3 separate regions of the Homo sapiens genome follow, and all the other regions are linked to region 1. A link is a loop called in an ENCODE intact Hi-C map of the cell type or tissue named here. Cell type or tissue: mammary epithelial cell. All regions are shown on one strand.

What was found. Hi-C counts contacts between places; a loop is a spot of excess contacts. Peaks named below come from ENCODE experiments on the same cell type or tissue, not always from the same donor. Only the 100,000 strongest peaks of a DNase experiment are listed, where the experiment ranks them.
Region 2: it touches region 1 in a loop (2.3-fold over the local background); 2 of 110 quality-filtered maps call a loop at or near these places.
Region 3: it touches region 1 in a loop (2.4-fold over the local background); 2 of 110 quality-filtered maps call a loop at or near these places.

The regions. Positions count from the first base shown.
Region 1 is chr4:46,505,982-46,508,481 of GRCh38, forward strand. No RefSeq gene overlaps it. Among named protein-coding and RNA genes, the nearest start is that of GABRA2, 120 kb to the left of the region's middle. In mammary epithelial cell, no CTCF peak of the experiment used is centred here; DNase peaks (open chromatin) are centred at 1,100 and 2,390; H3K27ac peaks cover 1,175 bases.
Region 2 is chr4:46,391,184-46,393,683 of GRCh38, forward strand. No RefSeq gene overlaps it. Among named protein-coding and RNA genes, the nearest start is that of GABRA2, 2.3 kb to the left of the region's middle. In mammary epithelial cell, no CTCF peak of the experiment used is centred here; no DNase peak of the experiment used is centred here; H3K27me3 peaks cover 247 bases.
Region 3 is chr4:46,431,727-46,434,226 of GRCh38, forward strand. No RefSeq gene overlaps it. Among named protein-coding and RNA genes, the nearest start is that of GABRA2, 43 kb to the left of the region's middle. In mammary epithelial cell, no CTCF peak of the experiment used is centred here; a DNase peak (open chromatin) is centred at 1,395; H3K27ac peaks cover 345 bases.

The DNA of each region.
Region 1 (2,500 bases):
CCAATCAATCTAGATATAATAGTACTATACTGAGTAGTTTTCTTATATAATGAAAGAAGAGAAGAAAAAAGGGAAAATGCTGTTTTGTATCAGGCACAATTCTGGGATTATTTGCTGCATTTGTCTCAACAAATCTGAAAAAGTAGACATTACTGTGAACTGACAGAGTAAGACAGGGACTTGTAAACCAGATAAATTACCCAAGGTTAGAGAGTGGATTATGGTAGAAACAGAATTCAAATCCAAGTGTGTTTATTCTTAACATCTATGTTCTTCCCACAGAGCAAACAATAGCTAGAGATTTATATTTCTGACTCATCTTATATTTCAAAAATACTCGTACATACCTACATATGTATATGTGTATTTCTAATACATACATATTTATGCATCTATATATAGTCCTCAGCCTATGAATATATATGTGTTTATAACACTTCCAGTGCAAATACATACATGTATAGAAATATGTACATATGTATATATACATATATATGCACACATATATATATTCACATGCAGAGGTTCATTTATTCATTTAGCAAACATTTATTCAATAACTAATATGTGTGAGGTAAGTTGAATGACTTAAAAATGTGAACCTTTCCCCATCGTTTCTGTTAGCTCAAAATTTAGCAAACCTCAATGCTTATCTTATGTATAAAGGAATCTTGGTTTATGCAAAAGAAATAAGCATTAGTATATCTTCAAAGTTTTAAGTTTTTGTTTTTTATAAGTATTTTATTATAATATTCATTTTATCTTTTGAGCAGATAACTTTGATTAGCATTTAAAACAACACTTTAATTTCATAAAACTGTTTTATTGCTAACCCTCAATTAAAACATATAAAAGGGTCTGAAAATAACTTTAATGCCATGGATCCTTCAGAGGTCCATTCATGTAGAATACTCAATTTTTTCCAATTATTACCGTTTGCCTCCTTGTACAGAACATCCTGCAACATTTGCCAAGTACCTTTTAGAATCACAGTCAAAGACTAAAAGGGAACCTCAATGATTTTTGGCTCATGTACATAGTGTCTTCAGTAGCAGCTTGCGGCATTGATGTGCCCCAATGGAATGTTGTTTCCGGAAAGAGGGTAAATGAATCACTTTTATGGGCTGAGTCTTTCTCTGCACGTCACCTTGCATTATTAATGGTTGATTCAATTTTGCTGGCTAGAATTAGAGTTCTTTCTAGGGTGAGGTTATCTTCAAGTAGCTGTCTTATTATTTCCTATATTGCCAACCATTAGTATTATTTAGACCCAGAGCATTTTATTTCTCTTTTCCCTATGTTTGATTATATTTTTAATTTCTATGTGAATTTCCAGAAGATGCTTTTAGCTAGCCAAACGAAAACCCCTTGTGGCACATTATTTTAAGACAGAATTTGGAATTTGACACACCTGGATTTGATTCCTGGATCTATCATTTAAGCTTTATAACCTTGAACATGTTAATCTCTCTCAGGTACTATTTCCTCGCTTAGAAAATAAAGGATGAAATGAACTACACTATTGGAGCTACTATAAAGATGAAAGAAGATGAAAGTTTTCAGTAGGATTGTTGCCATGTAGTAAACCCCTTATAAATAGTATGTATAATAATTTGTCACATGCTGTTAGGTTAAGCCATCAACAACAAACATGGCAATAATTCAAGTTCAAAAATACAGACGGGTTTGAATTAACATTGCACAATGATTTGTTTGTGTTTTCTTGTTTTTCCAAATTCAGTGTTATATTCTACTTTCATATTTTGTGAGCATTTATTAACTGAACGACTGCCACATGCATGGCAGTGTGCTAAATATTTGAGTGCATTATGATTTCACCCATTATGGGGTTTAAATCCATCTGAAAAGTAAAGATTAAGACCCATGAATCTGTGCATAATTCAAATGATACTTATTCACGTGTATTGTGTGGTAGAGAAAATGAATGTATAGGAAAGAAAGAGAATGAAAGTGAATGAGGAGGAAAATTAAATACAGTCAGGAAAGGCTTGATAAAGGACTTAAGAACTTGAATATGATTGTGAAACATAGTTATAATTTCTAAGAACAGCTGAGGAAAAAAGCTTAATTTGTATAGTTTATGAAGGAATGCATATGTTTGTGTTTCACAGAATTTAGAGTTAAGAATACACACACACACTACACAGAAACTCAGAAAACCTATGCTACTTGCTCAGGTAATTAATTACTAGTCAATGGTAAAGTTCAAACTGATGTCTAGGTCTCCTGCTCCTGTTCCAGTACATTTTTACCGCAATACATTGAGTGAGCAAGCTTTCAAAAGCTTCTTGAATTATTCATATGGATATGGAAAATCCTATCTTACAACATAAGGCCATTTCTATTTACAGATATTAAGACTATGAAAACTTTTTTCATATTCAGCCATCTCAATGACTAATTCTTGCATCATCAGTTTTAGTAGCACCATAGCTGGATCTCGTAAGTTCATGAAAGGCAATTGGGTGTGTTGCTTCCC
Region 2 (2,500 bases), 110 kb before region 1:
CATTTTCCTTTTTGTACTGCACAGAAGACAGAATGTTATGCACATTTTACTAAGGCAAAGCAGAGCCAGTGTTTATCTCCTCCAGAAGTTGTTATAAACGTTAGACACTTTAAAGGAAAAAAGAGAGAGAGATAAGTATGCTGATACGTTTCTGTCATTTTACATTCAGAGTCAATATGTGCCAAACACTTCAATTTTGTTAGTTATGCACCAAAAATTCAGATGTTTTTCCTAGATGGTGCAGTTTTTCTAACAGGCACTGCTAATCTACAGTAAATTTTAGCTTTGCTTTGAAGATTATGGGAGGAGAGTAAAACCTTTACATTGTAAATATTTCCAGCTGTCCTTTTTAATCTATTAATCACCATTTTCTGGATGAGCATTTAATATGTTACAACCTAAACAAACATTTGCTCTCTTATTTAGCTTGCTCTGTGAAGAATGGAACACCACCCAGCTCTCTCCTCCATCATTAATATTCTTTTCCTGACTTGCCCATTGCAGAGTCTAATTGAAATTCACAAAGATAAAAAGCATGCCATTTAAAACCTTGCAACCAGAGAACCTAAGTATCTTATACTTGGCATGAACAGTTCACTTGCTACTGTATTTTCCTATTTTCCATTTCTGTGAGTCAATCTTCATTAAAATCTCTATCACCTCTCCATTTATATTACTAATAAATTGTTGATATTTTGATAATGGAAGTTAAGCAGTGTATGGTTTCTTCCCAGCCTTAATTGCTATGCTCCAACAAAATTTTTCTTTAATGAATGTCACAATTTTTGTAAATATATTCATATATTATTCTAATACTTATAAGGTCTTCTCCTGGATTCTAATATCAAATTATAAATGTTTTAATTTTTTTCGTTCAACATTTATATCAATTGGAATTGTTTGTTCTGAGGAATTAGCTTTTCCCATTAGCACCCTTATTAAATATGTAATTTCAATGACATATGACCCTCTTATATGACACTTCACAAAGTTCAAGCTGCTTTGAATGTTTTTCACCATTTTGGTTTTTTTTCTGTAAGTGTATGTTACTACATCCCACCGATTTAGAGATGCATTTACTGGAGAATGACCCACAGTAAAAACTAAATTTAAAAGTTTTCATTATAAAACCTTGATTTTTAGTTCTCACAAAATGTTTTACAATTTTAAATGTTGGATAGCTGTAACTTAAACTTCAAAGCACATTAAAGGAAATGGAACTAGAAAAGCTGATTGTGGGCAGCAGATTTCTGGTGTTTAGCCATATCTATACTGCTATTTTGTTGTATTACTAGCCCAGACAAATTTCTCTGGAAATTTGGAGGATTATCCAGCTTCCTCAAACAGCTGACAAACTCAGCCAGATTTTCTTCTCTGCTCTTTGTGATAGAGTGCAGGTTAACTGCCTGAGATCTGAGCCAGCCTGTGTGGGTCGTGACTAAGCTCTTCCTACCCACTCCTTTCAGAGCATGTCCTAAGGCAACCAATCCTGAGGAAGAATTGACAACTAATTGGTTGCCAGTAAATCCATTCCCATCCAGGCTTGGGCAGCACAAAACCTTCTGTTTCAAACCTCTTTGAATTACTGATCAACAAATTAGGTTGGTGGGTGGAGGTGGTCACTTCTTACATATTCCCCAACCCCAACGCTGAAATCCTTAAGGAAATTTCCACATAAAGACCATGAATAAAAGAAAGCTGAAGAATTGGGAGATCTTGGTTTTGTCTGATTTCTTATTAGCTGACATCTCACAATATTGTACAATTTTAAGATTTGTTATAAAAACTGTTCATGTTCTTGAACAGATATTTTGTACAGCTTCCATTTTTAGAGCTCAGCCTAGCATTACTGCTATAGAGAGCTACTACTTTATATGCCCTAGGGGACTTCATTAATCTTTAAGCTTTCTATAGAGTGATATGTGTATAGAAGTATATATATTACATATGTATATATATAATACACCTATATTTATTGTACACTTATATGCATACATACATATATACAAATATGCTAATATATCTGTAGATAAATATATATCAGAACTAATAAAAATAGACAAGAATATTTTAATAAGAATAGCATTTAAATACCACAATTCTACAAAATACATTTAATCTTACTACTACATGAATTGGATCATGATGATCTTTACATGCTTTAAAGAGCAATATCATAATTACTTCAACAAGAATAGCATCTCACTATATTTAACTTTTTAAACTCTCAGCACATATTTCATATAATAAATTTGTGTATACTTTAACTACATACATTCCTATGTGATTCATTCATTTGAATGAGAATACAAATTTATGAAAAATTAGGAACGGAAGCACAGATTATTCTGTTTTCAAACAATTTAATATTATCTTCTACTTTTTCCCATTGAACTAGTTAACTAATTTCAAAGTGGACCTGGAGTATATGTCAGTTCTCACATATTCACCACATTACTGAAAGACAAAATGAGACAAAACCGGTGCAAATTCTTAGCTG
Region 3 (2,500 bases), 74 kb before region 1:
TGAACAAATTCCCTTCCAGTGTAACTGACTGGCAAGATAACACATCCAAGAGCAGGTTTTGACATAGCTCTGGGTCACTGGAGAAAGGTTTCAAGTGACCTAGTTAGGTAAAAGAAAGGAGTAAAACGGGGTGGTGGGGATAACTGATCTCCCTCCTTTACCAGTTGGCTTATGAAGGCATCTACTCTAATTTTTTTAAGGTGTCCTAGAGAAACCTCTGGGCTTAGTCACAGCCAATATTTTAATGCAAACAATATATATAATTTATGGTCATTAAAACTATTAAAATGTTCTGGCAGAAGATTCCTCCCACTAATCAGCTGGATGATATCCCCAGAGTCAGGAAATGCTTTTCCTTATTCAGTCCTTTGGAAACAAATAAGAGGGGTGAGAGCATTGCCTACCTTTTTGAGGGGGGGTTATTGGCTAATGTTGGATTAGTTAAAATTGGTTTGATTATTTTGCAAACAGTCATTTCCCCTTTAACCTACTGAAGAGTCTCAGTTTTGTTCTGATACCTATCCTGCCACCTCAGGTAACAAGAATTCTTTTTTTTAATGTTATTAAGGTATATTTGACAATTAGAATTTTATATATTTAAGGTGTACAATTTGACAATTTGATACACATGTACATTGTGAAATAATCACCACAATCAAGTTAATTAACATATTCATCACAACAGATAGTATCAATTTTTGGGGGGTGAAAACACTTAAACTCTACCCTCTTAGCAAATTTTAAGTATCAATAAAGTATTGTTAATCATAGTCAGATTATTGTACATTATATCTTTAGAGATCTAATCCTTCCTTCCATTTATTGATCTTGATGTGAGAACGTGACCCAGTTTTAGCTAGTAAGACATGAGAAATCTTCAGGGTGTTTCTGGAAATGGCTTCTTCACCTCTAACTAGAGATTCAAAGAAGAAATGATTCTGTTTCTCCTGCTGGACATTGTAGTATCTTTCACAGAAGTATGGATCTGTAACAGCTATTTTCCAAGTAAACACTCAGACTGAGGAGATAACACAACAGGGGGCATGAAAACAGAAAGGTAGAAGAAATTTTGTCCCATGTGACATCACTGGTTTACAAAATTAACTAAATCTGAAACCATTATATCAATGAACTTTTCATTTTGTCTTTCTTTTGATAAGACTATTTCCTTATTATTGAAGCCATTTCTATTACTCACAGCCAAATCTATATTTGCTTTAAAATCAAAAGGAAGAATCATACACAGCAATAGTTTTAAAAAATAAATTATTTAATTACAACAGGTACAAAACCCAAGCTTATTCACTACACTTCAAACTGAGATTTCTTTATTCCCAATTCTCTCACCCAGATAAGAAACTAAATTGCAAACATGTTGCAGCTGCTGAATGACTCAGCCTGGCAAGCTTCCTGTCTGGAATAATGTGCTGCTCTGGGAACTTCTCATCAAACATTCACCCCAATAGCATAAGTATATACTTTCAACAGTTATTTATCAGATATTCATTACTGAAAGTATGGATCGTATGGAATATAGCAGGAGTCTAAGATATGTTCTCTGCCCTCATGACACTGACCATCAAATTAAGAAAAGAAGGCACGAGTAAATAAAAATAATAGAAAGAATGCTATAGATAGTATAAAACCAAATGCCAAATAAATGATGTCAAAAATTAATTCCACAATCTAAGAAGGGAAAATATCAGCATAAGCTGGAACATTCATGAGAGATGATGGAGTTTATATTAAGACTGTTAGACAAGCGGAGGACAAGATGATGGAATTTATATTAGGACTATTAGAAAATAGGGAGATTCTGAAGGGAAGAGGAAATAATTTTCAATGTTATTCTTTAACTCTGCATGGTAAAATGTTGAATTGAGAAAGAAATGTACAGAGATCATAAAACAGAAGGATGATGCAAAAGAAGAGTCAGATATAAGTGGAGCACACAAGATTCGACTGACTGTGGAAAGCCTTGGACACCAGGCTAAGAAATCTGACCTTGATCCTGAAGACAAGAAAATAATTGGAGGTTTTGAGCAGGGAAGTACAACAGTGAAAGTAATCTTCTTGTAAGCAAAACCTTTTGTCTGTATGCAGAATTAGAAGGGAAGGAATGGCAGCAGGGTGCTTGTGAATAGGCCATTGCAGCACTGTTGTCATGAGAAAAAAGTTATATTTACAATTTACATCATTAAGCAAGGTTGTCACTAAGTAGAATTAAATTGATCTAAATGAGTTGACAATTCAGTAAAAGAAGGAAAACCAGTGCAAGTTATTTGATAACGTGTAGATCAATACACAAGATATTGATTGGCTTTATCGTTTTGGAAATAATCATTGTTGTGGTTGAGGTTCATGCTCAATCACAAACTAAGAGTTTCCAGTTGGTACAAGAGAAAACTGGAGATCAATGACAGATGGTCCTGCATTCCATTGTTTTTTTGTGTCATATATGTTTAAGGAGTAAAACATAATGTTTTGATCTCTTTATACA